Regions from separate parts of the Homo sapiens genome. Here region 1 is linked to region 2. A link is a loop called in an ENCODE intact Hi-C map of the cell type or tissue named here. Cell type or tissue: mammary epithelial cell. All regions are shown on one strand. Each heading gives the region's core, and the rest is flanking DNA. Links, peaks and the distances in the headings are about the cores only.

Region 1 (16,551 bases), core at 3,690-11,689, 86 kb before region 2:
TATTCAGGGAGTGTATAGGAAGGAATGGTGTGAAAATGCTAACTCTATTCTTTCTTAGATTGGCACTGAATAGGCATTTGGGCTATTCAAGAAAAAAAAAACACACACACACACACCCAAACCCCAACCCTATCAACTGTACAAAACCACAAAACTTTACATAGATTATGTGATCATGTGTATTTGGGGATTCTTCCCCACCCAAAATAAAAAATGCACAGTGTTATGAACACAAAACTGATGGCAAAATGAAATAGTGATAAAAATAGTTCTCTGTGTTTTAAAATAATAACTTACCTCCTTTTTACTAGAGTAAAAATACAGAGTCAGCTTGTGATGGCATTCCCTCAAAACATGGAAGGAATTGCAGTAATGAAAGTCATCATGTATTCTAAGAGACTGTTCTGCGAGAGCACAACACAGACGGGGCTAAAGCAGGGGTGAGTACCGAAGGGAAAATCTGCCTGTGGGGAATTGGGGATAGAGGGCCTGACTCTCTGTTTTGCAGGAACGTTGCTCCTGCCTGTCCCTTAAGCTGCAGGGGTCCAGGGATAGGACTTAGCATGAGAATAAAAAGCTGCCTGCTCACAAGAGAAAATGAGCAAGAAAGGAAACAGCAGGCAATACAATCTCTTTTAATTAGGTGTGAAATCCAGTTCTTTCTCAATCAGGAGAGCAAAAGGATATATAAAATGAGACTAGTGCAAGGGTAAGATGCTACAGAGGGGGATGGGGATTTGAAGTCTCTGGACTTGGAAGGAAACATCAGCTCTCAAATGAAAACCAATATAAATTTCGGTCCAGTTAATAAGCCTAAGTCAAGTGGCAGGGCCAGAAAGCCCTTGAGCTTTCAATTTGGGGCACCAGATGAGGTTAGTGGGTCTTGCACATGAAACAGGGTGCAGCTTGCCAAGTTAGTCACACTAGGAAAGAGCCAGTCATCTCTGGAGAAAGGGGGGATGTATTTTGGTGACTGAGCCCCCTTATTCTCCAAACCCCCTGCCTGGGGTAAGACTTCAGTTACATGTACTTTACCTCCTCATATATGCCAAGGGAGTCCTGCTGAATCCCTGCACTATAGGAGGTATAGTAGTTTCTTGCTAACAGGTTCCATCCACAGCAAATGACTCTGCACCACCCCACTCTCTCTTTCTATCTCATTAGTATCATCACAGTCTTGGGAGGTGGCTGGGAGCACTGGAGAAATCACACATGCAAGTGGAAGGCAGCAAGCAGACAAGATCTCTTTCTCCTATCTTGGCTCTATATACCTAGCATATCCCAGCTGCTATTACCTCTGTAGTGAGACTAGGGAGGGTCATCAGCCTATGGGAGGGCGAGCTGTACAGTTTTACTTACCCATTCTTGGGTGAAAAGGGGGGTGTTTTGGGCCATCTCCCAATAAAGGTTCTCCTCTATCTTCCAGATTGTCTAAGCCCAGTGTGGAGGAACCATCAAGGATTTCAGCACGTTTTTTTAGCCATTGGTAACAGAATTCTTCACATAAAACATATATCAATTGTTGAAATTTGCAGAAATTTGACTTCGAACTTGCAGAAATTTGACTTTCAAACATGTTTGCAGGAATGGCTACCTATGAAAGTTGGGGACTAGCTGGATGTGCTTTTTTAGTCACTACTTATTATTTTATCTAGACAAAGATTAAAAATTACTAACTTGTTTACAGTATTTACAACACCATTCTATTTATGATCCCAATACTGTAATTGGGTATGCCTTTAATATTACCTGAATTTTTATTCATTCATAGAACATTTCTAGAGAATACTTAAAAGTATTTAAAGGTCCTTGGTTTTATGTTTGGGTTTTGGGGGGTATGTATAGTTTTTATAAATGGACATGTTTATACTTTTATAGGAATAAGGTCAGTGGCTTTCATCAAAATCTCAAAGGGGTCTGTGTTTTCCCCAAATTAAGAGCTGTGGATTGAGATTCAGGCATCCCTCTTTAAAATACTTGTAACTACTTTCCATAATCAAAGCTTCTAAAACTGATGCAAACTTTGTGATTGCATTACTCTGATGCATAAGGTCTGTTGAACTGATATTTTCCATTTACTTAAGTTGAGCTGATACTATTTTGTATGAGAAAGCAAACAATCTTGGCCAAAATGAGAAAAGTTACTTTTCAGAAGAGAAATATTTTTTAAAAAGATTGAAAGGGAAGAGAGAAATGTAGGTAACTACTAATATTAGCAGAAATCTGGATTATGACAGACATATAGTTTACAACTGTTGAAGCTAACTATTATTTAGCAAACTTTGTTTTACTCAGAGTAAGTCCCTTTTGACAGTTAAGACAAATCCACAGAAGAATTAGAAAACACCCTTTAACATCTTTTGACTGTTAAAAATTAGATATTGTGGTATAATTTGAATAAAAAATAAATATAAACTCAATATACACATCTAATCAGCCAAAAAAATAGTTTACTTGCAAGATCTATAGCACTTGTAATGGGGAGACTGCCTTTCTTTCTATTTTCCTCCTTCCCTTTCTTCCTTTTTGCTGTCATACCACGAAGTTTTACTAAGTTTGAAGTATGGGGAACAAAGAGGCAAAATTGAGAACTAGAAAAACATTTGCTCTGTGATTTTCAGGCCCATCCCCAAATCTTGACTTATCTTCCATTCCTGACTTCTTTTTCCTCTCTTCACTCCACCAAAAAATAAGAGCTTTATACTTTATCTAAGGCTGAGAATAGATTTACAGTACTAGTGGGATTTTACAGGTCCAAAGGAGAAAGTAATTCCAGAAAAGTCTTTTTACTTGGCCTTAGAGGTCTCACAGTCTCCCTTGGTTAGCCCAGGCCTTTGGCTTGCCTGATTTTATGTTAAGTCTGCTGTTCTCTCTAAGAAAGGATGAGGGCATGCCTATCCATATTGTAAAACTGTAAATACAACTGACTTATGAATGAAGCTGCTTTGGGGGTCACTTGAATTTTCACCAATTCATTAGTGAAACATTTACTGAGAATACCCCAGTATAAATGGAACCATAAGGATACAAAGGATCTTAAATCTAAATCAATAGAAGAAATTTATCCATAAGGATCTTTGATATTGGAAACATATATTAATCAATCAACTTCTCCCAGACCTCAGTGCTCAGGAAAAGCTGTGTTTTGCTTTTCTTTGTGGAGCCTGTGAATATCATAACTGATCATGTTTCCCTCTTGGCTCTGTTCACTAGGGAGCTCAGAATAAAAATTTAGGCCCCCTTTTAGCAACTATGTAGGACCTCATGGTATGCTTTTCTATGTAAAATTTTCACCAGCCTCATTATATTATCCATTCTTTATTTTACCTCTACTCTGATTTCTTTTTTTTTGTAGTTATATAGAAATACATTTCCTACATATTTATTAACAATTGAATATTAATTTAAGCTACCTCAAATCCCTTACTTATGAGGTGAGGGCATAATCAATCAATCAACAAGTAATTGAGCATCCACTTTATGAAACCAATTCCAACCATAAGTTAAAACTTCAGTCTTGAGTATTATCACACTATATGCTTTATGAATTTTTTATACTTTGAGCATCTGATTCCAATGAGGTAAACTGTTGAAATTTACTTTACAGTACAGTTTGTGAAAATTAAGTTTTACTCTGTGAATAAAGAATTGGATAGATAATTCCAGACAACATTCTGAAAGACACTTACGCCGTCATTCCAAAGTTGAAATGAAATGAGGGGGAGAAGACTTGCTGGGACTAAGGAAAAAAGTCAATGAAATCTGAGGTTGATGCCTTTAAATCCTCTTATATTGTAAACCTTTTGAGACACCTTTTAGGAGTTTCATTTTTTCTCTCTCTAAAGCGCTTTCCTTACAAATTTAGCTACTGCCCTATTGTAACCTTTTCCTTTGTTCACTAAATCTGGGGAACAAAAATACAGAGATGCTACATCCGTGGGTGGTATACAAAAATGAACCAAAGGATCTACTTAAATTCACAAATTTGTGCTGTTTGAACTTGGCTTTGAATAGACCTTAAAGAAGGATCTGTATATTCAATTGTACAGTTAATAAGTTAGGTCTTTTGTTTTGCTTAAGAAGCAATCACAAATTTAAAAATTGAGTATATGAAAACCAGCATCTTCTTACTTGATAATCTGTTCTTGTGGTCTCTACATAATCATATACTTATTTTATAGAAAAAACAGATTTATAAATTCAGTGAGTTCAAAGATTCAGTATAACTCTCAGGTATGGCATTTCTTTAAAGAATATCATCACACACTGATGAATTATAGTTAGGTAAGAAACTGATTTTTTGACTTTGGGAAAACTTTTCTCTGGACTTAAACGAGTGAGAAAACAGAACTCAATAGTGTCATTAAAAAAAAAAAAAGCTTTCTGGCAAAAAATATCATTGAGTTCCCAATTCATAGAACTTCCTTTAGTCCTCTGTTGCTGTGCTGTTCTGAAACTGCTTTTGAAGCAGGTCTTCAAATTCATGCTCAAATGTTCTCTTCCCTTGGGTCTTTCTAACAAATAAAAAAAAGTTGCTTCCAATGAGACCGCTGTTTTTCAAGAGTATCTCTGTTTGTTGGTAGGAGGGGAATGCAAGATTTTCTTTTTTTTTTTTTTTTTGAGACGGAGTCTTGTTCTGTCCCCTAGGCTGGAGTGCAGTGGCGCGATCTCCAGCTCACTGCAACCTCTGCCTCCTGGGTTCAAGTGATTCTCCTGCCTCAGCCTCCTGAGTAGCTGGGATTACAAGCGTGCTACCAAACTCGGCTAATTTTTTTTTTTTTTTGGTATTTTTAGTAGAGACGGTTTTCACTAAGTTGGTCAGGCTGGTCTCGAACTCCTTACCTTGTGATCTGCCCACCTTGGCCTCCCAAAGTGCTGGGATTACAGGCGTGAGCCACTGTGCCCGGCCAATTTCTCTATGGACTTGAGCCATGATAGATAAGTTCACTGAGGAGTAAAGACCTTCTATCCCAAAGCAACAGGGAAAAGCCAAGGAAAAAAGTAAATCTGTTTTGTTGGATGACTGGTTAAAATGGAAGCACTGAGATGATTTGTGTGGGCTAGGTTAAGAGAGTAGCTGAAATTCATCTGCGCACCTAGGGTATAGAACCAGGCACGGGAAATCATTAAAAAAAAGAATAGGACCTAAGTTCCTTTTTGGCTCATACTGAGATGAAGAATAAGTGCTGTCAGATAGAACTCAAAACCTTGGGAGGTTCTGGTAAATAAGTAAAGTAGAAGGCATACTTTATAATTATTTTAATCACAAGTAGGCATTTTATCTTTATGATATTCTTTATATAGTCTTTTGTATAATATTTATTATATTATTTACATATTGTCAAAAAAGACATTGAGCTATAGAAGTCTCCTATAGCTATAGCTAACATTCAAATTATCTGATTTCACTTCACTGATTTGGTTGGATTTGATTTTCTCTAAAATAAAATCTCTGTGCTAATCCAAAAGGTTGGCCATTTTGCTTTCCTGTGTGTGGATTACATTCATTTTTACTTCTCTTCTGCTGAATTTTCCGCAGTTCTGAAGTTATTGTGGTTTCTCTCCTCACCAATTCTTATCATCCCCATGAACCTTATTCAAACTTTTTCCTTTTCTGTGAAGCCTTCTGTGATTACTAGAGTTCACTTTTCTTGGTTTCCACTGGTTGGTGAGGTAATAAACTAAGACATTCATTTTTGGCTTGTTCTCACTGAATTAGAAAACTTTCTTAATGAGAAGGTATCTCCCCTTTCCTCCACCTGTAGGAATGAATGGCCAGGTTTTTGTATACTTTATAGGCTCCTTTGCCTCAGGGAGTTGTGGTTTCAGAGCCCATTAAGCCCTAAAGAATAAACCATAAAACAAAGAGTTTTCTTTCCTAATGTCTGTTCTCTAAAATGAATTATTAACCCAGAATGGGTAAGGAGAGTGAGGCTGATTGATGCTTTGGAGTTAGAGAATTGGATAGCATTACTGGAGAGAAAAACAATCCACTTTCCCTCAAATGCAGAAGGTAGCAAGGTCTCTACTTGCATACAGCTCCAGTTGGGGTAATTGCTTGGCACACTTCTGGAGGCTGGACATAAAAAGGCACCACTTTGAGAGGAACAGTGATCATCTGGGGGCTGGGCCAATGGTCAACAGCAAGGACCACTGTGGAGGGCATCTGTAAACCCAGCTAGTGCAGTAGTGCTGGCAGTCAGAAGGACGAGGCTCAATGGCATCTTTGTGGGGTGGTCAAGCAATGTCAATGTTGGAGACCATCATGGACTAAGGACTTAGATTTAATGAGTCTTGTACCAATCTAGGGATGAGAAGGGAGCCCCAAAACTTGTCTGTATTTCTTGCGAATTTGGTGACAGGGGCCTCAGGTTTAATTTTCTTTAGAAAAATACGGGAATTTTTTTGTACCTGAATGTTGAGGAGTGTTGGGGAAGTTCACCTGAACTTCCTATACATGTAGCACCTAAGTTAGTTCTTACCAATATATTATTGTTTCTTTTTTCATTTGTGTCTGTCTTATCTCTCTAAGACTCAAAGCCTCCCAAAGGCTAGTATCTTGTCTTGTTATAACCACAACTACAATGACAACTACAAATATGTAACTGGATCCCTCATTGTGCCCAGCATGTTTCTTTATAATGTGTGGGTTCTATGTGAGTGCTTGTTTGGTCAGCTCTTCGCTACACTTCACAAACAAGTGGGAACCTCAGGGCGCACATTTACTCTGAGATATGTCTATGTGATATGGTCCTGACAGGGCTTTTTTGCCCCTGAAGTTCTGTGTAATGCTCTTCTTCTTGTCCTTTATTTCCCTACCTACCCACAGTTCTATTTTCAATAGAATTTAAAGTCCAAGCAATTGTTTTATGTGTTCACTGAGTTGCCCACAAACTCTGCTCATTCATTTATGATTTCTGATACATGCCATGCTGTCTCTGTCTCCCTGATTCCATTTCCCCAGAGAGACAGCTCACTGGGTCCCCCTGTCAACAGAGGATTCAGTGGAACCCAAAGCTAAGCCATACTTTGTAATAAAAAATAAGAAGAGATGACCAATCTATGATGTGATAGAAAAATGATCAGGCCAAACTCCGATCACTTTTGCCTATGTTAGGGAAGCTAACCTGCTTGGTAACAGATGTTACAGAAATATCTATCAATCAGCATTGATAACAGGGTATTTATATGTACATTAACAGTAGTGTCAAGGATTGTTTAGAATATTTTCTCTTGGTGGCCACTGGGTGTCCTCATTTACAAAGTAAATATGCAATATTTAGTGAAGGTCACTGGAGAGAATAAAAGACACTAGTTTTCTCTTTGGCCCTTCACATACTGGGGATAAATTTATTGCTGAACTCACAAGCAGGTTATATATTAGTACAGTTTAAAAACCTTCAGGTCAAACTGTTAAAAGTTTATAACCAAGAGTAACTTATTCAGGGTCCAGACATGAATTTTAAAGGCTGTTTCCTCAACAGAGGGGACTGTGATCAGCTATTAGAATGATCCCTTATTCATTTGAAAATTGGCATGGGATTTTGACTATCTGCCGAGAGAGCCAGCAGAGAGGAGCAGAGAAGGTCTTAATTTATTCTTGAAAGAAAAGAGAACACCAAATATCTCTATGGGATATTTGTTAGATTCTGTTTTTATCTCACCTTTTCTGAAAACTAATTAAAAATAATAATGAGAAGATAAAATATGTCCTTTGCCTAGGAAACCTGAAATAATGTGAAAAACATTACAATGAGCTGGGTCAGTATACTGATTATCAATCATTTCACATTTGAAGACAAAGAATTAAACTATTCCTTTATGGACCTGTTATCCCACCTGTAAAACAAAGGTGTGTATGCTTCACAGGGATGTTGTAGGGACAAATAGAATATGAGGCACACAAGGTTCCTAGGAAGAGAAACTGTACATGAGATAGATTTAGGGCATTACTAGTATTCTAATTGAGGCTGAGTCACAGTTGTATATGACTTGTTCCTGCTGGAAGACAGTAGTCAAGGCCAGAGCTCACACAGCCAACAAATATGTTCTGATTTGCTGCTCTCAGACACTGAGTCTGACACACTGCTCAGCAATCACTTACTGCTCCCTAAAGTGGTATTTTGCATTTCTAGGATTGTCATTGTCTCTAAATTTATACTTATATACATCGCTGATGAGGTTCTTCCCTTGCAAAAAGAAATTTCAGCCTTCCTCCAATTCAAGATACAGGCCTACTATTGAATACATAACAGTACATGGCCTTCAAATGTCATGCCTAGCCAATTAGCTAATCCTTTCCCAAAATAAACTTCACTGTAATATTTTTTTTTTCACTAGCATACATCCCCAGCTTAATTACTATTCTCTGGCATGTTATTTCAGTACATAAATTATCAATATGATTTTGTGTCAAAACCAACAATTTGACCAGGCATGTTGGCTCACACCTGCAATCCCAGCACTTTGGGAGGCTGAGGTAGGTGGATCACTTGAGTTTAGGAGTTTGAGACCAGCCTAGCCAACATGGTGAAACCTCGTCTCTTCTAAAAATACAAAATTAGCTGGGCATGGTGGCGCATGCCTATAATTCGAGCTACTCAGGAGGCTAAGGCAGGAGAATAATTTGAACCCTGGAGGCGGAGGTTGCAGTGAGCTGAGATCATGCCACTGCACTCCAGCCTAGGCAACAGAGTGAGACTCTGTCTCAAACAAACAAACAAACATCCCCCAACAATTTATGCAAACAACATCAGGGAAGCTAGGAAGCTCTATGAGCTATTCTCTGCCGTTCAGATATGTTCGATTGTCTTACTAGCTGAGCTTAACAGCCTTTTCTGTTTTTAAAGGACCACCATGCATGCCTCTAGTACAGCAATCTCTAACACTTAATCAACAGTTACGTCTACAGCAATACACAATAGCCAGGTCACTTTCACCCTGAGATTATACTAAAGGCTCACAATATGCTCAGAGTGTATGGAAAAGTGTCTCATTTCTTCTAAAGATCCTTAAATTCCTTGCTTTTATAGTATTATCCAACTGATTAATTAGTAGATTCATTTTTCAACTACTGTAGCCCCAAAGATACATATCGGCAGAGCCCTCCTGATTGTATTTTACCCTTGGCCTTTTCTCCTTTTAGTTTCCTCAGTTTGCACCTGTAATTTCACTTTTAGAACTTCTCTAGGCTCGGTGGCTAAACACCACACAGCACAGGCTTTATCTGATGTGCCGGCGCCTGGTGTGGTCTAAGACACACTGGTGTTTTGTTCTTGAAGTACAGGATTGATGTTCTGAAACCTAGGCTCTAACACAAAGGAGATCATTAGCTCATTTTAAGTGTCTCTTTTCTTCCCTCCCAGCCTCCTCCTACCCACCCCAATACTTCCTTAGTCCTAAGCACTGGCAGCAGATGGCAACCATATTCCAAAGCTGAGTATACATAAAATAGTGCCATGGAGAACAGAGTGGCTTCAAAGTTAGCCTTTCTATTCAAGTGGGATGGCGGGGACTTCTGGAGGAGTGAACTCATCTCTCATTCATTTAATCCTCTATTCATTCAGCCAGGAATTTGTTTTCCTACACATCCATCTACTGTCCAGCCAGTTGAGGGAGGGTGGGCATGAAGCATCTCTCTTGAGGGCCCTTCCAGCAGGAGGGCACTAAGATTTCTATGCCAAGCTCTTGTTTCCCTGGGCCAGCTCTGCCTGCTGCTGATCAAATCATGCCATTCCTGTAAGAGGAGCTTGGGAACACAGTGTGTAGGGGGTGGATTTCTCAAGAACTATCTCCTTGCTAGACTGACAGTCACATGCTGTATTCCCTAGACAAAGATTAGACCCAGGAAAAAGATGAAACAAGGAGGAGGATGTGGGGTTGCAGAAAACTGTGCAGGATGTTACAGTAACGGGAGGTGGGAGTGGGAAAACCTTTCCTTTTTGTTGTTTCAAGGTTTGCTAGAGCTTTTGCCTAATCATCTGTTTGAGCATCTTGAAAATAAGTATCTATTTCCATGGTATCTATCAAAAACAGGCACCAGATTATACTACAAAGTTGACCTGCCATATTGCTATTAGAATTAAAACATGTAGCAGCTTACATTCAAAAGAAAGCTTTTCTGTTTCCCCAGCATGAAAAGCAGAGGGTATTTGTGATACACTTTGTTTTGTAGGTCTGCTGAATGAAAAAAATAATCGGGTAAAAAATTAGTACCTATATTTTCACAAATGGGCATAATGCTTACAAATGCACTACATCATTATTTTAGCTTCATTCTCCCCACAACATTCATTTATTCATTCAACAAACATTTGCTGAGCACCTACTCCTAATTTGTGTAAGCACTTTGCTGGGTGCTAGGGATTCAGCAGTGGACAAGGTAAACAAGATTCCGCCCTCCTGAATTCTGTCACCTGGCCAAAATAAACATTTAACAAGTACGCTGCTAGAATTTTACTTGAGAAAAAGGAATAATTCATCTTACCTAGTATTTCTTCTGAATCTTTCTTAAACATATTTCTTGAAGGTCCAGACTCCTTTAACTAAGAAGTTCTATCTTAAATCTCTCTCTTTCCATTGTTATATTCATTCCTTTCTTGGTTACAATGTGGAGAGTTCAGATTGCAACTGCTATCATTTCTGGGGGGAATGGGGGTGGGACTGTAACCCTGAGAATCCTTGCTTTTCAAACTACACATATATTTTCTCTGTAAATATTGTACCATCTAATTTGCGTCTTTGGATTTTGTTGATTAGCCATCAACATGTGATTTAAGGAATACTGCATATGAGATGCAGAAATCATGACTCAGTAAGTTATTATTTTAAAGCTCTATTTTGGGATTTATACAGACTTGTGTACAGTCTAGTTTGGCTTTCAATCTAATCTGCAACTATTACTAGGAGGCTTTTAGATCAAGTTCCATACCCATGTGTCTCTGGAATTCTACAGTGAGAAGCAAAAGTGCTCAGGAGTTAAGAGAAGCAGACGTCCGAAATTATCTCCATGCATTACCAAAAACCGTGGGCACCACGGCACGGGGAAAACTTACCAGGTACAATGAGCCAGTGACTGTTACTGAATTTCTTAAGATTACACTTTTCCCAACTACTGCAGACTGCTTCAGAATAGAAGAAGGTAAGTAAGCAGGGTGATTACAAGCAATCCTCCTCGGAAGTGAAACTCACTCTTCTAAGTTTACCTCTGTTTTGAATTATTTCAGACAACTCTCATGCCATCAAGCCGACGGACTTTCAAAAAAATAAAAGATGCATTTCTTTACTTGTAAGTATTTGTCTTTGCAAAGGGCTCTCTGATATGGTAGCACAGAAGTTTGCACATTCTAAGGATCTGATGTTTTGCCCTCTTCGGGTATCCCGGCTGGAAGGAGCTACGGTGAAAGGGCACCTAAGGTGAATGGACAGATTGTAGATGGGTGCACACAGGAAAATGTACAGCTCCTACAATGTATTCTGAGGTAAGAGAGCACACAAGTCCATTCCCTATAATTTGAAAATCTCTCTTCTTTTTTTATTTTTTAGAGACAGGATCTCACTCTGTCACCCAGGGTGGAATGCAGTGGGATGATCATGGCTCACTGAAGCCTTAACTTCCTGGGCTCAGGTGATCCTCCCACCTCAAATTCCCAAGTAGCTGGACTACAAGTGCACACCACTATGCCCCGCTAACTGTTTTGTAGAGATGGGGTTTCACTATGTTGCTGAGGCTGGTCTCAAACTCCTGGGCTCAAGTGATAAATCCACACTGGCCTCCCAAAGTGTTGGGATTACAGGCGTGAGCCACCATGCCCAGCGTGAAAATCTCTTATTGACTAGAATGCACTTGAAGACAAAAAGGAACTTAACAGGTTAACACTAGAATGTAATGCTATAATATTAATAACACTCTAACCCTTCCCTATACCAAGAAGACAACATTCAGAGAGATTTGAAACTTCTTTCAGCCCCAGTTTCCTTATCTGTAAATGGGGTGTTTTGTAATAAGATTATGCATATTAGTCCTCTTTCATTTTTAGGAAAAAAAAACATACAAATGGGGGAATAAAAGAAGGCAAAGAGATAATGGAGAAACTTCCCAGTCTATTCAGGCCTGAATCCAAGAAGGGACAAGAAGAAGGGCACTGGCTTTTCCTCGAAGTGAAGGATGTAACTGTCTTACACACAATCTCCTCCCATAGATCTAGGGCTTTTCAGCCTCAGTCGTTCTCAGGGGGAAAGGATGGGGACCTGCAACAACTTTCACTTAGGCTGCATCAATTTTAGTTCATATTAATAATTTTCAAGCACTTAAAACTGTAGCCGACACTCAAATTCACGGAGCGCTGGCTGTTTTTCTGGTGCTGCTTTAAGGGCTTTACATGTAGTGTTCCATCGAATCCTTCTAATAACCCTATGAGATGCATACTATTTTTATTCTCATTATGCAATTATGCACATGAGGAAATGGAAACATAGGGAGGTTAATTAAAGGCACATAAAATGCATTCATAGGCTGAAGTTCATGTTAAAAAGAGCAAATAAGTAGACCATGGGGGTGAGAAAATATTTTCTGAATATTGGAAAACAACACATAGCCCCAGTCTTAGTCCATTAGCAACATGTTCAAGAAATAGCTTTAGCAGTCTGTTATCATACCTGCCCCCACCCTGAAGGCATATCGGAGGGACCCGAGAGGACATCAGGAGCCATTCTGCATTGGGATGTTCACAGGGACCTCTCCTCATTGCTTCTAAGTTCACTCTTGGGTGCCAGGTTTGAGGGTGCAGATTCTGATTAGGATATGTCCTGGGGAAGTGGCTTTTTCCTTCTGTTAGTTCTCTGACCCTAATGTAACAAAATCTTTAAACCTGTGTCCCAGAACAACACGCAGGAAAGAATATGAACCTCTAAAAGAAAGGCCCAGTAATGGTACCAGTAGAGTCCAAGGCCTCCAGGTCAAGAACTCCTGCTCTGGAGCAGGGCTGGAAGTGGGGGCACGCTTTGCCTGTATCACTGCCCAGTGAAACCAGGCCTGCTTTGCAGTGCCTGTTAGCATGTCAACCCAGGATTACTTAGGCCACTTCAGGAATCCCAGGATCTAGTCACCCATCTGGGACCTTTAGGTCAGGAAGAAAATGGAATGGGCTAGATTTATGAAAATTGGAAAAAATCCAGTCAGGTGTACCTATAAAGACCTACAGTATTTCCCTGAGAAAATGACATGTATCCTTTACCCTGGGGTTAACTTCTAAAAGTTTTAGTTTAGAATTTGCATGTGTCTTTTCCATTAGACACAGAGTTATCTTTTGTAGTTCAAACTTATATGCACCTTTCTTTCATTGTCTCCTTTACATCTAAATACCTGGTTAAGATATGAGGCAAAGAGATAATCAGTGATTATATAGGGAAGAACGTGATTACAGTAAAAAATTGAAGGACAAAGTTAATTCAGTTACTGCTTTTTGAAATTCTTTGTAGTATTCTACATGCCACACCAAGCTTTTTTAAAAATTCTGTACTCTTTGGTCTAATATCTTGGTATAAAACTGATAACATAACCAAGCTAAAACTAGTGAGGATAAATAAGTAGGAGGAAACTCATTTTTAGAATTGGAGAGGAAAGGAAAAAACTCCTCAAGGTCAATTTTGACATCAACTATAAATTCATTTGGCCTTGTGAAATTATAAAGACTCATGTTCAACATTGTTCCATGTGGTTGTTTATATAATTTTCAGTAGTGACAAAATAATCTCCTTATTTAGTTTTACAGGTAATTTAATAGTAGAACAAAGTATCGTTTGATTCAGTTGGTTCCAGATCACCATCCTACAGTAGAAGTATATCAGATACTTTTGTGTACAGGTGGGATTGGCCTTTGGAATGTCTTGGACCATCACAGAAAGCAGCATACTTTAAGTAAACAAATTGAAACCCTCCCTACAAATAATGAATTTGAGGATGTCCCATGACAATGAAGGTGGCCTTGAGAACAACACATAGGTTTGTTATTAGTAATTACAGAGCTACCTGAATTGGGCATATCATGAAAGAAGTACACAGAACATGGCTTTTAAAGAATTATGCTTTGTCATTTCAAAAACAATTGTTTTTAAAAATTGTTTTAAAAATTGTTAAGATGATTTAAATGTTCAAAGTGTATGACACCTATCCTCTGCTTAGTGTTCAGAGGTTACTGAGGGTAAGGAACTGAGTTAATATTTGTGAAGTAATAATACTTGTAAAACATTATTTCTCATAAAAAATAATAGAAAGCAATGTTGAGAAGAAGTAGAGAAAGAACCAGTATAATATAATTACTGCCTCACTGGGCTTGGGTAGTGCCTTCAAATTCCTTTCACATATATTTACCATTCCAATTGCCCTGTGAAATGGAAGATCTAATTCCTTCTCACTTTGCCTATTTAATTGCAGAGTCTCCCTTAACACTGGTTTTTCTCAGTCTATAATGGGCTAGGAACTCTTGTATCATAAAAATATTCATTACTCCACTTTTGAGTTACCCATTCATTATTTCTTTTTAAAACATTAAACTTGTACTTTGTAATAGTTGCTTTCCCATTTATCCTATGTTTGCTCCTGAACCCCTCTTTATGGTCTTTTTTGTGACACATCTGATTCTGTTTTCTTGACAACAATCAGGAGGCTAGTAATCCCAAAACCTAAGGTAATCTTTTCCTAGGTCTCTCCCTCGTTGGTGTCTGTGGCACCTGATACTGACTGCTGATCCTTCCTCTCCCTGATGGTCTCTCTGCACTATCCTGGTTTTTCTCCTATCCCTTAGAACTCTCTTTTCTTTTCCTCTATTTATTCATTCTTCATTCTCTTTCTTATCACTCATGTAAATATTTCCCAAGGTTTTGCTTTCCTTTTTTCTCTCAACAAAGACTTCTTTGAAGTTTACTCCCATATTTATGGCTTATAGTGCTCTTGGCCAAAGTGTTTGCTAGTCCTAATCTCACGCATTCCTGCTGTGCCCCAGGACCCTGTTTGTAACTCAGTGTTAGTTGTCTCCACTGGGAACACCTGTGGTAGCTCATACTCGGCACTATATAAAATGGAATTCAATTTGATTCCTTTAAATGCTTTTCATCTTTACTTGATACCTTGGAGTTATCTTTGATAACTGCCTTTGTTGTAACTAACACTCAGCTCCCAGAGCTGTCTACCCTCATCCACAAAATCTGTTGCACCTGGATCCTCCCCATTCCTCCTATTACCGCCCCCTTCAGGTCACCAATAGTGTGAAATACTGACAGTGCTGTCTGGACCCTCTCCTTCCTCCAGTTGCTCCTTCTCACATCCAGGCTGCCAAATTAGATCTTCTCAAAATCTTGCTCATGGTAGGCCCTACTTAACACCCTTCCACAGCTCTGCAACAGAGGTGCAAACCCCTCATACCTAGTCCTGATGCCTCATTTCCAGTCTTTCAAAAGAGCTCAAATGGAGCCATGTCTAATAAACCTACCTAGATATTACTGTTAACTGGATTAAAATATACTTTACAAACTTTCTAAATTCTCAGATACTGGTGATGTGAGGATACATATTGTTTTAAGATTCTTGGTGGTGGGGTCTGTTTTTCTCCACCTTTGTGTCCTCATGGAACTCACTGTAGTGACAGGCACAAAAGATATATTCTATACATACTTGCTGAGTGAGTGAATCAATGCTCCGGTGGGTCTCTGTGTATGGGGACATATCTTTAACCACGCTGCATGGAAGTTGTTTGTGAATGTTATTTGATCTTCTCTACAAGACTCTAAGTCTCTGAGCCTAGGGCTCCAGTTTATAAAACTGCGTCCTGCACAATACTTAGCCTGTGGTCCTCCACATTGAAAGCATCCACTATATTGATGGATGAATAGTCCTGACTCCTTTCTGTTCAGAGAACATTAAGTTTGTCCAGAAGCAGACTTAGTAACAAGCAGCATAAATGGTGGGAGAAAGGGCAGGGTTCTGTTTCTGACTCTGTCATTCATTATGCTGGGAAACTTTCGTTATAACACTTGTGTTATTTGGGCCTCAGTTTTCTCATGTGTACAATAATGGGTATAGACCAGGTAACCTTTAATCTTGCACTGCTGATAAAAAGTTAGAACTGGCACACATTCCTCAGAGAGAACAAATGATTCAGAGGCAGAAGAAAAGCAAAAAAGAAAGCAAAAAAAAAAAAAGGGATTCTGCTGATGAAGTAATAAGGTATGTGATTATGGTACCTAGTGTGAGGTGACTGGTGGAAAGATCCGACTTGAAATTTCCTTAAAGCAAGAAGTCCTTAAAGAATCCTCATGCTTGCTCTCAATCAATCCTAAATGATCCAACTCTAAGGGCAGTAGTGCATGTGGCCTCTTTTATTTTAAGTAAGGATGTGAGAAGTCTTGACAGATATGGAGAAGCACTAATTTTATATAATGAAATCTGCCATGAACAGAGGAAGCACACATGAAACTGTCACTAGCAGCTGTAGATAAGAATTAAAGATGTATTCCTGCATGGGATGAGATGGCAAGATGAAGAACAGAACCGTG
Region 2 (16,551 bases), core at 3,104-11,103:
GGCTGATTAAAATGTAACATTCCTTCTGACTTGAGCACACCCTGCTGTCAGTCTCTCTTCTGCCATGTTCATGTGATCTACCTCTTTTTCGTTTTCTTGCTATCCACTGAAACCTTGAAGGACTGGCAAGATCCATACATACTCAGAGTCCACTTTGTATGTTGCTCTGCTTGCTAAACCCATACATTTAATGTTATATCTCTACCCTTACATGTCTCAAGTTATTTCATCATTTCCATTTTTTAGACATTTTCTATTTCCACAGAATGTGTTTGTATGTCTGGAAAAACAGAAATGTGTAGCTGAACTGCATTTACCATTGACCTCATTAATACAGAATTACCATGCCATATTCAAGCTAGATAAAAATGCTATACTTGCCCTCTTCTTCAAATTTAGACCAGATTACACACTAAAGGGAAGAAAATGCCAAAGATGACAGCTAGCTATCAAAAAGATCTCACTGTCTCATTTTCAGGTCTCCAAAGTAAAATCTAAGGACATTCAACACAGATTCAGGTGCTCTCAACAGCCATGAAAATATATGGCTGAAGAGGGAATCTATAAATGTAATGAATACACAATTGGCTTATAACAGATGCAACCAAAATTAAATTCGATATCTTGACCTGCTCTCCAAAGTGAAAGTTTCTAGTTTAGGCTACAGACAGAGGTGTAACAAGCTCATTAATCACATGAACCAGAAATATAAGCTGACACTTCTGGGGATGCTGCAAAGAGCAGTCTTAAGCTGTTGGGGGTCTGTGGGGAACCTGAAAAATCATGTGGCTCTGACAGTCCACAGCAAGCAACACCACTGCATTTTACAATGTATGTGGGTCAGGCACTGGCCATAACCACCACTATTTTAAACTTCCAGGACAGGATTTAAGGATCTTTGTAGGGAAATAATAGGTCCAATATGGACTTTTATAAAAAGATTCAATATATTTTTATTAGGTTCCTGTTACACAAAAATCATTGTGTTCATTGCATGAGAAGACAATGAATTAGGTCAATCTATGACCTCGAGAAGTATATAAATGGGAAAGAATCAGAGGCAGGGGAATATTAATAAGTAATAGTAGCAATAACAATAACAACAATGATGAGTGATAACCTTGAGCTAGTCATTCTGCTAAGCACTTTATATACTACATTTCATGGAATTCTTATAGTATCCTAGGAAGGCAGATATCGTTTTTCTCTTTACAGACGTGGAACGTGAGGCCCAGTAAAATTAAGTACATTGCCTAAAATTATGTAGACCTGTTCTTTACATTACAAATAAATACATAAATAGCTTGCATATAAAATGAAATATGGCAAGGCTCATTAAAAGATACAAAGTGTTGTAGAAATAAAGGAGGCAGAATGTGTTTCTATTTGGGAATACTAGGAGAAAAGGAACATGGATGGGAAAATGTGGTGTGTGCTTAGGAAACAAGGATTGTTCCAGTTTGTAATGTTATAAACCTGTTGAATCATCAATGTCTCATTAGAACTCATACTTTGATAAGATAGTAAAATATACCAATCTGTACAGGAATATTTCTACAAAGAAATACTTCTTTCCAAAAGATCTTCTGACTACAATTTCTCAAAACTTTTCTTGTTATTTATTTTTTGGTGGCGATAGAGGGAGAAAAAATGTGAGATACAAGGCTATGGAGGTCTGGGCAGCAGTGTTAACTCCAGAGTCTCTAGGGAGTACAATGCATTTGGGTGCATTTTCCTTCATTCCTCAGAATGCCTTATCCTCATCACACATATTTGTCCCTGCCACATCCGAGGTGAGGTTACTGGCATAGAAATAGAAACCCTGAGGGTCTGGTTTCTTCCACTTCTTCAAAGTGGGATATCACTTACTTTTTATTTTTATAAATTAGTTTTAGTGGTCAGCCTTTTGGCATAGGAGTACATCAAGAAAACGTGAGTTAGAAAACTTGAGTTCTGGTCCCAGTTTTGCCTTGCTCATCTTGAAAGCATTTTATCTCTTCTCTGTGTTTAAGTTTTCTTATTGGCAAAATGAGTAGTTTAAGCCTGAATATCATTTCTTAATCTGTTGGACAACCCCCTCATCAAATTTTTTTTGATAAAAATAAAACCTTGTTTTAATGTAGATCCTTCTATTCTTCTCTATTTAAAATTCCTGGTTCACAGAATGCAATATATAGTACCATTAGTCCAGATAATTTTGTAGAGCTTTACTTTCTCTATTTTGTTAAGTTTTTCTCGTAAATTTTGTTTTCCAAATATAAAACATTGTAATATATATGTATTTTCAAATTCTACATGGTCCTCGACCAGATATTCCAATATTCCATTCTGAAGAGTTGGTTAACCCACTCACCCATATTGAGATATCTAAAGCCCCTTCAAGCTCCAAGATACAGTGATTATGATGCTCTGATGCTGACATTTGCTTTGTCAACGCTTAAAGCAGAGCTTTTAAACTTCAAACAATAGCATAACAAGTTGCTATAACAATTACACTTACATAAATCTTTAAGCAGATGTGCATAACAGCTCTTTACATCTACTATCACACTGGACAACCAAAGCTTATGATGTTGTTATAAATCCTTGCAATAGTAAATTCTACAGTTAATTATAACCTATAGGAAAAAGTACTGTCCATATTTAGAATTGATTGACTCTTATTTTCCACATCTGTTAATTTTGCACCCAGCTATAGGGCTTTAAATAGCTCCCATAACTTTAATCATTAGCCCCCACTCAGTCATGACTTCTATGTCTCACCCTTCTGACCTTGCCCACTGAGTTCACTCTTACTGATGTAATCAAACATGTTTCATTGTAGTTGCATTCGTCACAGTGCTCATTAGAATTATCATCATTCCTACAGCACCTCAGTGCAATGAAATTGTGTGCCTATGCAATTTGTTGTTATTTTAAGTTCTTCAGCTGGAATTTTAAAAATCTAGATGGACAATTTTATTTTATCTGATCGATAAATATATATCCAGTTAAGTGCCTCTGAAAAATTGGTAAGAAAATTATTTATTAGAGCAAAATCTTAAGTCTAGAGAGATTTTTGTAAACTTGGACAGCAGCATTCACTGACCTTGAATCCACAGGTTCAAAATTTATTAGTGTCAAGTTAGTCTTTTAAAGCAATCCATTAAAGCAATAAGTATAAAATATATATGGTTTACATTTATGTATGTGTTGAATTTAATAAATTAGTCAGGAGTCAAGGTATTTTTAAAGAAATATTAAATCTGTTCTATATTGATCAATTAACTGACTTTCTAACTTAAAATATTCTTTTGCTGTAGTTAAAACCTTTTTTTCTTTTTAAAACAAACAGAGTACATAAACTGTAAGGTGGCAATGTAGTTCACTGCGACAATCTATATATTCCTTAACGTTTGTTCTTTTTATGGTCATGGTATGTAGAAACAAATAAATGTATAATAGTTTAAGTCCAGGAGTTTTTGCCTGACTAAATTCTAAACACATAGCTTAAATAAAGGGTTGAAAGCCTGGCATCTCATCATTACTGTTTATATGTTATAAGGTTTGCAGGGCCACCTTATAAAATATATAGTTGTTTATTTTCATGTTCAATAAATAAGTAGTGTGGGGTTTCAGACTGAGAATGGATTACAGATTGTTCTCTCCTGGTTATTTTTGGCTTTAAGTATATTGATCATTTTATCATTTTCTTGTTTTAAACTACTTTAAACACAGCACAAATGTTATTCTCATCATGCCAGAAATGGGTTTGGAATTGATTCTGAGTTTCCATCAATTTTACTCTTTGCTCTTTGTGAGAAGTTTTGCACTGCTTAAATTCGAAAGGATAGTTTTGTTTAAAAGATGTCACAGTACAACATTTAGAGAACCTTAGCTGCCCAGAAAAACTCAGATTTTCTGCTTTACAAAAGAATAAAAATCATCGAATTTATTACCCTGGACTTTATTGAAATCAGTGAAGAATATTCATACAAATACAGTTTCACGAACTTCCTCTCTCTCTTTCTTCATGTAAGTGTTTGACAAAAGCATGTATCTTCTGAGAAGCCGGCCTGATTGGTCCAGGTTGGCACTGTTTCAGTGTTTGGCCTACGGCGGCTGCTTAGGAATAATTTCATCTCATCCTCTCTATTTTCCTGGACTGTATCAAACTCAGACACGTGGTATGCAAAGGAAATCCAAGTCTTTTAAAAATGCTATTTCTTTTGGTACTAAAGCCAAGACCAGTTCTACTTTGGCCAAATGATCTTATCAAGATTTAACAAGAGATATTCAGTAATATCTCCAATCTGTGAGAAGACATTCCACTAAGGAAGATAATTTATTACATACAGTGTACATATATTTCTCCACTTGGTACCAGGAAGAGACATGATCAAACTTATTCTATTGGTACTGAAAACAATGTAACACTGACAAAAATTCTGTGGCAATTATTCATTTCAATTAATTTAAAAAGAAATAAACAAGTAGCTCTTCCCCCATTAAAACAGATACTGGAAATCTATTTTCAGTTATTGCTGAAAATATTTTGGCTTCCACAAAGGCACCTTACTAACACACTACTTTGCCCTCCACTGTGCTGTCACAATTCAGAACTTGTAACATTTTATTCAGGTACTCTAGACTAATTAGATGAAACAACTGCATTACAGTATTAAGATGCTTTTGTAGAATTAAATGAAAGGAGATCTGCACAGTTCAGATAGCTTGGAAGATTTGCAATGAATATCACCAAAATCCTGCATGTGCAATATATTTTTCTACATTTACAAATTAGCTAATGAATAAGTGTATTCCACAATAACTGCTAGGATTTAATTTCACACTTAAGAATATCAACAAACACAGAGAGAAATTTAGATAGGTAAACTCCATTTCCCTTCCCACCCCACCCTAGTGCTCCCCTGCACTGTTTGCATTTCAGAACAAATGCTTCATGTCTCTTGAAAAGCGCCAGGAAATCTCTTCTCTAGCTATGCAGGCCTCAATTTTATGTGTGTAGTATGACACACCTTAAAAGAGAGAGCCCCACAAACTAGAGTGGGACGTTAATTTAAATACAGACTTAAGGAGAAGAGCTCCATCTACTGAATCAGTTAGATCATAGTGTGTACCCTATAGTTATCCCATTCACTACTTTCAACCACTTAGAGGCTCTGGAGGGAACAGGAAAGTTATAGACCTGAGCAACCATGAAAAACAGCTTTGAGCCTAATGCCATTTGGGATATTTCTCGGATACCCTGAGCCCCTTTCCTTTGCCCCTCCAATTTCAAAGCTTTCCATGTTGCAATATAAAATAAAAATGGATGTTTTGCTATATGAACCATCCCTTGGAAGTAGAAAGTCATTGGTTGTTGAAGGAAATGTCTCAGACAGTTGAAGAGAAAGCTACAGAAAGAAAATCTCTAGCTGGCAGGTTGGGCAGCCTAGGTAAGAAGGGAAAAGAAGAGTAGCCTACTTACTCCTCCTGCCTTGCACCATTGCTGGGGAAGCCTGCAGCCACCCAGGATCAGCTCTTCTGGCCTCTCCCCGGCTGCACAGTATTGTTGTGGCATTGGGAATTTGCTGTGGCTTCGTAAGATTATGGGGATGTGCTTCAGCAAGCCAAAAAAGTCACAAACAAAATTCAAGAGGAAAAAAAAAAAGTATAAAAACAGCTGATCTTACTGGAGAAGCTCTTGGCATTTTCCTACATATGCCACAATTTTCTCTGGTATTTCCTGGTTCTGTGATCAGAAAAATTATCGTATCATATTTATTACTGTTGTTTTTTTCAGGGTTGCTGGTGGTGACGGGTGGTACAGTGAGGGCAAACAGATGGATCAAGGAGAAGCAAAGTAAAGATTACTTCTCCCACTTGTTTGAAAGCTTTCCAAGAGATTGCAGGTTAAAAAATCTCTTCTTCAGAATACTGAAGATGTATAGATATCACATATAGGAAAAGATGGCCATACTCTTTCTAGATTGGGAAAGAAAAAAACTTCTAACACAGTAACAGATTCGGAACAAAGCAAATTGTATCAGAAAAAACTTAAACGTTCATATAGCTGCATAAAATTCAGCAGCATATAAGACTTATAAAAATACTTCATAAATTAAGATAAAATATTTGAATATAAATGGGTGTTAAGTATATATATAATTGGATGAAAGCAATAGTTCAGTGAATTTTTTATTACAGAAAAATAAAATATAATGAATTAACAAAAGTTTTACAGTAATGCTAACCTTTTCTCTTGTAGGTTAAAATAGAATTAATGTAACTGTAAAGTGGATTCATGTTTCCCTGTGGGTGTGAATGTATATATATACCTGCCCAGGTATTACTGACTGACACTGAAAGGTGATATGTTGCAAAGAAATTCAAACTTTGAGCATTATTTTAAATTGGGTATTTAAAATATCAGTATTAACCTGGCAGGTTTCTTTCTTTTTCTTTCTTTCTTTTTAATACATTTAATTTTCAGGGTCTGTTTTAAAGCACGAAAAGAAAAACAGATTAGAAAAGCATTGCACATCAATAAGTATTTTGTAAAATAATCCATTTGCATTTATTAGAATATTCAGTTCTCAAAAAACGGCTAATTGGATTTTCTTCAAGCCTTTTCAAGACAAGTTCAGTTCTGTGTCAAGGATAACTATGAGAAATTTCACCTCAAAAGGTAATTTGTTTGGTTAGTTATAAAAGCCTGAAAAACAAGATTATCTCCACCATAACTATAACAAAACAGCTAATGAGTAAGTACATTCTGGTAAGAATCGATAAGAATGGCAAAGCCTGAGAGGGTCATCGCAGACTTGAGAAAGGTAACCAAGTGAGGAAACATCAAACAGAGTTAAAGCATTCTGAAAAACGGAAAGTGTTAATAATCACTGACAGGAAAGAATATTCTTCGATAGCGATGACAACAACAAAACAAAACAAAACAAAACAACTAAAACAACTGGAAATACATATCTCCAGAGGCAAACTATGACTACTTATTAAGCAAGAGGAGAACCTGCTTCTTTGTCATTCCCTTTGGAAGCCTAGCTTTAAAAAAAAAAAAAAAAAAAGGTTGCACAAAAGATACATGTGTTCCTTTTCTGGTATTATTACAGGCCCACCTAGATTTAGCTTTCGATTCCAGATGAGATCAGGCATGTTCAGACTAGCACATCTTTGCTCTGTAAGCACAGAGCTGCTATCATTTCACTGGCAAATTCTCGTATCCCCAAATTTATGCACAATAGATACCCTTTAAAATCTGCAAATTTTCTATTTCAGTGAAATAACTGATTGAGTTAATTTTTTTTCTTAATTTACGCTGCTCGTATTAAGCTGAAAAGTTAAGGCAGGCAACTCCTATAAAAAAGGAAAGTTGAACAGTACTTACCCTAAGTGTAATGTGCAAGCCTTAATGGGGCAATTTACTTTTGCTCTATGATATTTAGAAAGGTGTCCAGGTCTAAACTCAGCTCTCGCCTTTTTCCCTTCTGGAAAACTGAGTAGACTCACAGAAGGTGCCTCTGCGAAAGATCATACAAATCAACAGCCTTACCTGTGGCCATTCAGAAGACTGCACTTTGGTGTGTGTTTAAAACTATGAATAAAGTCAGATACAGCGCATGCTCAGCAGGCAATTTAAAAATATTTATAACATTGTTGTTTCAAAAACAAATTTCCTCAAACAAAGCAAAACTCAAATTTTTTTATCCATGCCAAGTTTAACGTTCTGAGACAAAGCTGTTTTGGAGTTTTCCGCTGAAGGAAAAAAGGCTTTTAAAATTTTTTGTTGAACGAAAAATAGTTCTCTCTTCCCTTTTGGGTACGCTTAAAGGGGTGGAATAAATTTTTCTCCAAGTTTCAACAAAATTCACCTCTGGCTATGATAAGGCATTACAAATTTAAGGTCTGTAAAAAATAATTTTAGAGAAACTAACAAGAAACTAAAAACTATGGGTTTAAAGAATGTAATGGTCATCTGAACTTTCAAGGCAGTCTTGCATGTAACTATACAAAAATTATATCCTGATACAAACAGGATATATTATATGTAGATAAGAATAATGTGTATACAACCATATGCATACCTAGAGAAGTTTTATTTTTCTTTTGCTAACTAAAATCAGAACTCTCTAAAGCCGAAAAAGAAATACAACAAAAATTTAGGAGAAACCCAGTAATAACATCGGCACAATTCATCTGTTTTTCATAGCAAGCGTGGAAAAGAAGGCAATCATACCAATTGATTAAATTTTGAGATATATAAAATAAAAATTTGATAAAAGAAGGTTTTTAAAGTATGAATTGCAGTAGAAATGCCTGTTTCGTTCCTGGTTGAAAATTTCTTTCTCTTCCTTGAATATCCCTAAGCATTCCATTTTACCATCTATCACCAAACCCTGAACAGCTCACAGATCTCACAGATCTTATTTAAATCTCTTACTTAATTCTTAAGTCTCTGAATGAATTTCAGCTCCTGCTCTACTTTCCAAGGGTGCTCAGCTGGCCTCACAAAAGCTCCACAGACACATCGTTCACTATCTCTGATGCTTTCAAGCTTAACAGAGGATGCCAAAAAAAAAAAAAAAATCAACGATTAAAAAAAGTTTATTAAAGTGAAACTAGGAGTGCAAATTTGAAGAAGTTGCTTCTACTTTTATTTCTCTCTCAACTCAGCACAGGTGTTTCCTAACTTATACTGCTGTGCATGCTGATGAAGGGGAGGGTTAAATTAAGGTGAGGGAGTGGGCCAAGGGCAGACCAACAAGCATATAGGATCTCCAGCCTCATGTGTTAATGGATGTGTTTAAAAATGGACCCCCCAAAAAGCCTAGAATGAGGTTTCTTTTTGGCAAATAATTAAACCAGTATACTGAAATAATTAAAGCTTTGTCTTTAAATAAAGCATCAGATCAACAGAACAAAAACAAAGATAAAAATTGCACACACATATGCATGTGCGCACACACGCTATGACACACACAGATACGCAAAACTAGTGGGTGAGGGGAGAAGGAAATTAAATAAAAGAAAACAAACAGAGTCCTAACAGGCCATTCTCCGAAAAGGAATCTAAATAAAAAGTCATATGATATCTGATAGTGCAGGACACGTCGCCAAGAACTGGAGCGGATTGCCTACAGGAAGAAAGGGCCAGTGTATTCCAGCTCAAAGAGCTTTTCTTTCCTCCTCCTCTATTTTTTTTCCCTTTTCTCCTCGACTGTGAATGTGTCACTCTCAGGTCAGATCCACGAAGAATCCCAGAATGACAGCTATCACCTGTCACTGTACTCTTGGCGGCACAACTAGCTGATAGGAGCTGCCTGAGTTGGGATCAAGAAGAGCTAGTGCAGCTTTCAGTAACAGCCTGTTATCCCAGTCCCTCTGCCCCTTTCAAAGATCCCCTTGGTCACATCAAAAACAGACCAAAAAGAAAAAGAAAAAAGAAAAAAAAGGGGGGGTACCAAATGAAAAATTAAAAATGCAGGGACAACAGCCCACAGCAACAAAAGAATTCAGGGAGAAAAAATAGAACACAAGCAAAAAGGAAAAAAGCAAAACCAAAACAACTCTTGTCTTCAATATAAAACTTTTTAAAGACTGAGTTTCTCTTATTTGGATGACATTCTTTTTAAAAGTATTTTTCTCCTTAAGCACTATTAAAAGCATTAAAAAATTCTACAAAAATACAGAAAAGTCTGAAAGCAATTCAAGAATATTCCTAAAGAAAACATGTAAGTGTAAGAAGTGAGTTACCCTGGAAAATTCTGGATTTGCCAAAAGTTCCCCTACTTCTAATATCTTTCAGTGAGTTCAAGTGCTAACACTGGCCACCTAGTACTTGTTTTTTATCTGAGGATCATTACTGAGGCAACACATACATAGTAAGGTTTCCCGAAAAGACTCCTTGTTATCAAGTTACTTCAAACATAAGGCACTCACACCTCCCAGCCAGGAGGGTTTTTTGATGAGCATCACACTCTGCCCTGATATGTATTACACCCTTAAGAAGCAGTTACATAAATGCATTCTATAATTATGGAAAATGTATATATCTATATTTTCCCCTACATTTTCCCTCCCCAGGGATATGAATAGATTTTATTTTCAGTTAATAGAAAAAAAAAGAAAAGAGTTTCTGATTCTTGAAACAACTGTTGTAGCTGTTTTCTACTTAGCAAAACAGTTATCTGTAGTTAGGAATGGTACATAATATATATTTAAGGATTTTTGTAGAGCTTGAGAATTGTTCCCCTTGTTTAGTTTCGTGTCTATAATGTACCTTAAAAAGATTTCTAAGTGACAATCAACATATAAATGCATTAAGAGGAGAACTTTAAGAAAGAAAACATTATCTTGGGTTTACAAATCCAGGATATTAGCATAAAGATATAAATGTACAGCATATATAAAAGATAAAATTGTTTACTACATTTTACACATACAGCTCACATCTGATTTCTTTTTGCTTTTGTTGGAGCATTAATTTGAAAATGATAAGCATTCTGAAATGTTTGCTACAACACAAATTCATGGTAAAAATATACATGCATAGGCAAAAATTGAAATGGAGAACACAAAGCTACGTGGCAATCAGAATCGTTGACAAAATCTCCATCTAGACTATATTTTGCATGAACTAGTGTATCATAGAAGGGGCAAGAAATCTCTCTGGGGGTTTTGTCATTTACATAATTAGAAACAAAAATAAAATACAAATATCTGCTCCCTTACTACCTTTTCTTAATAACTGACAAGTGACACAAGTGGTACCTTTTAAACAGATGGATGCAAAAACTTGTGAGATCGAATGAACTGATGTACCCCATTGGTATTTTGGGAACCCAAATTCCATAATTAACTTTTTACCCAAGTGGCAAAAGTAGAAGATGTTCTAGTCACCAAATTGATTATTTGATGGACTTTTGTTCTTTCTTCCACAAGATTTTGGCGACCCAGAAAGGGTAAAGACATGATAAGAGAAGATGCATCCTGAACAACTTTTATTGTGAGTAGAAAAAAAATAGCATAAAGTGAGCATAAGAACAGTTGGATTTGGAAAGATTAAAAGAGGAGAAAAGAGCAACATATGCAACTTAACTAGTCTTTTTCTTTTTAATTTTTTCATGTACATATATGTATATATTGGGATGATGGGGAGAAAAGATAACTGGATTTCTTTTGAATGTCTTTGTGTCTTTATAGAGTGAATGTTCTGTTCCTGTCTCTTTCTTTTTAGGCGAAAAACTAATAAAAATAGAAAAACATATATCAGACATTAAGCTCACTCCCCCCCCCCCCACCCTTCCCTTTGTAAAGAACTCTTTGTTCTCTAGTGAAAATGCTGAAAAATCCCCGGGCAGCTACTCCCTGAAACAAGTGCAAAACACTTAGAGGCTTTTGGGCTGGCTGGGAGCCAGAAACCCTCCCGCTGTCTGGTTAGAAGAGGAAAAAAAGAAGAGAGAGGGAGAGGGAGAGAGGGGAAGAGGGATGGGGGGCAGAGAGAGAGGAAGAGAGAGAGGAAGAGAGAGGAAAAGAGAAGGGAGAGAGAGAGAGAGAGAGAGAGAGAGAGAGAGAGAAATTGGAGCTTCCTTTAATAGACATAGGAAGCAGCGTTTTTTTCTTTCTTTTTTTTCAAAACTGGCGGTCAAGCGTTAAGTAACTCCCGTCTAAATCCACCTGCTAGAAATGAACTTGGGTAACCCCCCAGGGGTGCACAAAGACAGGGAAGACAGTAACATACTCCATACTCTTTCCCACCCCCCGTTGTACTGCTTCCATTCTTTCTGCTCTCATACACAAATGCCCACAGCTTCTCACGCCGCCCCTCTTACCCCCCAACAACAAACACAGCAAAATACATGCTCCCTCGGTCTCCTAAAAAAAAAAAAAGGCTTTTCCATCTCGGTTGCGACACAGTGATAAGGGGTAGCGAACATCTCATACCTGGTGTGAATGCTAATCAGTCAGGAGTTCTCCTTTTCCCAAGACAGGGAACTGTTTCCTTCCAAATTTATTAGAACCTCCTCCACTGCCTCTTTGAAAAACCTTCTTTGTCACCCTCTCCCAAGTCCCGATACTTCTTTAAAAAAAAAATGGCTTCGGAGCTCCTTCTATTCTTGATATTGATTCTCTCTCTCTCCCCCCACCCCTCCTCCTCTCTCCTGTCTGTGTCTCTTCTGAGTGGTCTATTGATAAGTCCCTGGAGGCACTGGGTCAGCCTGCCCGTAGGAAACCAGACACAATGCACAAATCTCCGAGTGCCATTCTGCCATCAGCAAGCAGACCACGTTTAGGAGAGAGAGAGAGGAAAAAAAAACAGTAGAGCAAGAGACAGAGAGAGAGAGAGAGAGAGAGAGACACCAACCGAGGGAGGGAGAGAGAGACTGAGAGAGAGGAAGAGAGAGGGGGAAGAGAGAGAGGGGGGGGAGAGAGAGAGAGAGAGGGAGAGAGAGGAGAGACGGAGAGAGAGAGTGTGTGAGAAAAAGACTGATTGGAACAGGAGGGAGAGAGAGAGAAAAGGAGAAGGAGAGAGAGCGCGAGAGGGAGAGCGGCACTGCCAGTCAGGTTAATCATCCCTACTTTAATTAGCTGTTCGGCTTAGACATAAAACAATTGAATTTGAATGATCTGTCAGCAGGCTCGGCTGAACCAAAGGGGAAAAGCGAATATTACAAAAAGACTGTTGGTGTGTTCTGATAAGCAATACTGCTCGTACTGACAAATCCTCAAAGGGGGAACTATTAAAACTTACAACTAAACAAAAAGTGCAAATACAAATGGCACTAGATAGAGGTCTTTAAAAAATGGAGTTTTCTCCTCTAGTTTTATGAACCATAGATATTTATGTGCAGGTGCCAACATATTAGGGGTTTTCGTGTAATGTGTGAAAGTTTATTAACGATGGTCTAGGAGTGTAGCAGACAGATGCTGCAGAGAACAAGACAGGTACAGTCAGATGCCGAATCTAGATCTTGGAGGGAGAAGGATGCTGGAAGAAGAGGCACCGTGGCAAGAGATCAGCACAGACAAAGTCAGTGGGCAGATAGGCAGACAGATTTTAGGCACGGCACGATCTCATCTAAAAAGGCAAAAGTTCTGATGCAATATTAGGTACAAAACAATCCATCCATCCTCCTCTCCCGGGTGCACTCCAAGGTACAGTTAAAATGGATTAATCTTTGTGACAAACAGAGCTGGCAAGGCAGACACTGAAGGCGATTTGCAGACCCAGAGAATACAGAGCTAGAAAAAGCCCCAGAGATCAATCTCTCCCCCTCCCAATTTAGTAGAGAGGAAACTGAGGCCCAGAGTCGACACTAGACACTAGGACTCCAGGAGCCCACCAGGCCAGTGCTCTTTCCACCACACCAGCTAACCTAGAGTATTCTTTGAAGATCTGGCCCAACAGGTATGAAAATCACCCTTACCTCCCAAATAAGAAGATTACTCCACCTATATAGTTAGTGCACAAACCTCCAATTTCTCAAAATGTTTAAATAGCCAAATGGAAATATAATTACATATATAAATACATTTCCACTTTATATATATGTGTGTTTATGTATATATATATATATGGAGAGAGAGAGAGAGAGACCATTTTGAATGCTAGGAACAAGGGATTTAAGTCTTTAATTCATTCTAGGAGAAAAGCAGAAAAATATAATATTGTAGAGGCCTCGTCTCAGCAAGATATAACTTGTGTCACATTTTCAAGCTAATGAAGGCTAGTGGTTTGATCTACAAAGACCTCACCCTGAATTTACAATTCGCTCTATGAACATCATCTGCTATATATCACCAAGTGAGAAGATGTGGTTTTTCTCATACACCTCGTTTCTAAAATATAGGCACATTGTGGGTGAAAGAGATTGAGTCTTTCAGCATACTATGTAGTTTTAAAGCACTGATGAGATTTTCCACCTGGAGAATTAGGTATGTACAACCTTTCCAATATATTTCAATTGAAAATGAGCTACTAAAAAGGGGAAACTATATTTTCCGCCCATGAAAGTGATGGTATCTTTTTCGGGACACATATGATCATGTTCACTAAGGATTCCCTTTTGACAATGGGTAATTGAAGGTCCAGTTTTTAAATGGTGAAAGAGGTGCTTATGAAGAGAACAGTGCCATCAGATGTTACTGGAGAGATTAAGTTTCTTGCCCTAAAACAAGACTCAGGATGTGTATGAAACCGAAAACTATCTCTCAGTCATGCTTCAGCAACAACATTGCTACTTAGGGAGAAAGAAGAAAACCGAAAGAAATGTCAGGCACGTGGGAGCCCACTCAAAGACAAGTAATCTGAGAGAAGTCATAGCCAGAGTAATTTAGTTTATTTGCACACCAACCTCTTTAACAATGGCTGCTATGCCATGCCTAAAACACACGGCCTACAGTTGACTGATTTGGAAAGGGGGAAGGAATCAGTGATTTTGATAATGGCAGATCCTTTGGCAAGCCCCAAAATACCTGATAGGCCAGAGCCCAGAAGAAAGCAGTGGAGTGCTTAGTAAATGTCTGTTGGTGAACTGAGAAAAAAGAACAAGAGCTTTGGAGCAAACACATATTTATATATAACACTGCAAAAGTCACAGCTACTCTGAAAGCCTCAGTTTTCCTTTCTGTAAAAGGTGATGATATTGGTCCCATAGAGTTGTCTTAAGGATGACATGAGGAAACATATAAAGTACACAGCTAGTCATTACACGGTAGTTATTATGGAGGAAGGTGTGTAAACAAAAGTGTATATTATGGATGTGCTGAGTGTGTTATATTCAAAGCATGTAGGTTCAAGACATGAAAGCATATAGCAAAGCAAGGATCTAATATACAGATCTCTACTAGAAAGGATTGGCAGTAGAGATTATAAAGTTTAGAACTAAATTCCTAAAATCTAAACTTCAAGGATGTTAGGTCATCTGGGGTTGTATTATTTCTTTGTTCCCAGATTTTACTATATTTCCTGGCTCATAATAATAATGATGGCCAACATATTACTAATTGGCTTGCCCTAAGCAGTCTGCTAAGGACTTTACATTTTAAAATCATACTTTAGCATCACAAGAATCCTATGAATGAGGTACTACCAATATCCGCATTTCATAGAAAAGAAAACTGAGGTATAGAAAGATTGTGTAACTTGCTCAAGATCACACGCCTAGCAAGTGAGGAGCTGGGAATTAAATCCAGCCAATCTGATTTTAAAGCCCGCATTCTCAGCCATGGTACTAAACTGGCACACAGTAGGTATTCAGTCAATGTGTGTTGAATGAATAAGCAAATAAAAAAAACACTAGAATTTTTATTTCATTGGAGATCAGTAATAATCTGTGCAAAACCACTTGAGAGAATCTTGTTTTCGAATTATAGAATCTGTCCTTCTTCTGTAGCTCACTTCAGGTGTAGTCCTTTGTCAGAAACCAGGGTGAGCCATGTCCCTGCATGGTGCTGAAAATGGATGAAGGGAAGAGTGCTGACCATGACCACCCAGGGCATTTAAATATCTGACGGCATTTTCAGCACTTTGAGGACAGTGTTAGCACAAGGGTTATTAATTGGCTTAATTCCAGTTCGGATAATTACATCGTGTCTCTTTAATTTTCCCCCGACTATGCCATTCTTCACTTCCTGTCACAAATGTGCTCTTTAAAAAAGCATACGAATACACACAAACATATAGTTATATTTAAGGTTTGCATAATCATTTAGGGTGCTTTTTTTTCTAAATGATCAGTGTATAGTAGCTATGTAATAAATGAATGGGCAAAAGAATTAAAGTCATTGTAAAATAAAGATAACTAGTTGAAGCTTTTTGTTTGGCAATGAAACAGATTTTTAAAACATTTCCTTGGTGACAGAATTCCAATCACATTTTTTTCTCATGGGCAGATATTTCCAGAGCTGATGACCTGCTCATGATAAGCTGATTTTCTTACACTATGTAGTTTCCAGTATAAAAAAATACCAATGAAAACTTCGATATTTTAGAGTAGAAAATGAGACTAAGTCCTGAGTGGTAGAGCATACTGAACGTACGGGTTTTCAGTGAATTATTAACCCATTTATTAGCTCTGACTTACTTGACAGGTTTTTTTTTTTTATCTCCAAACATATCACTAGAATAATCTTCAAATTATGAAAGAAAAGGACAACATATCCTAATTTAATAAGCTTAGGAAAGTTTGACAGTCATAAACAGACACAACTCCTTTTCCTTTTTCCAAAGAATTCTTGGCCTTTGAAATACTGTGCCTGCATTATACTAAAGAAACACTCCCAGAAAAATATGCTTAAAACATGTACACAAATAGGTAAATGCACCCATGGTAGACCATAGTTTATTAGGCCTTTTTAGTGTACATTTGTATGAATAAGTCATCAAATATAGGGAGTGTGGAAAATAAGAGAATAAAGGGTTAATTTATTTATTATGCAGGAAGGTTTCTAGATCTTTGCTCCTTCAGCTTTTAGTTCAAAATTCCATGCATATTCTGCACATAATAATAAATGCCATAATTCAACGTATCTCATAATTTGATTTACTTTCAA

Evidence for each region. A loop is a pair of places that touch in the nucleus more often than their neighbours do. Peaks named below come from ENCODE experiments on the same cell type or tissue, not always from the same donor. Only the 100,000 strongest peaks of a DNase experiment are listed, where the experiment ranks them.
Region 1: it touches region 2 in a loop (2.8-fold over the local background); 3 of 110 quality-filtered maps call a loop at or near these places.

The regions. Positions count from the first base shown.
Region 1 is chr3:114,355,742-114,372,292 of GRCh38, forward strand. The region is part of intron 10 of ZBTB20 (zinc finger and BTB domain containing 20); the gene reads right to left. It overlaps ZBTB20-AS1 (ZBTB20 antisense RNA 1), which reads left to right. Exons shown (of 9, transcript NR_038993.1): 2 at 312-440; 3 at 1,427-1,486; 4 at 3,608-3,767; 5 at 10,955-11,140; 6 at 11,226-11,480. Among named protein-coding and RNA genes, the nearest start is that of ZBTB20-AS1, 12 kb to the left of the region's middle. RefSeq lists an enhancer at 271-912. In mammary epithelial cell, for the core only: a CTCF peak has its summit at 7,259; a DNase peak (open chromatin) is centred at 8,000; H3K27ac peaks cover 342 bases.
Region 2 is chr3:114,442,639-114,459,189 of GRCh38, forward strand. All of the region lies in intron 7 of ZBTB20 (zinc finger and BTB domain containing 20), which reads right to left. It overlaps ZBTB20-AS5 (ZBTB20 antisense RNA 5), which reads left to right and starts at 10,955. Exons shown (of 3, transcript NR_121661.1): 1 at 10,955-11,002. RefSeq lists an enhancer at 7,083-7,232. In mammary epithelial cell, for the core only: a CTCF peak has its summit at 7,543; DNase peaks (open chromatin) are centred at 5,063, 7,113 and 7,543; H3K4me3 peaks cover 2,052 bases; H3K27ac peaks cover 6,273 bases.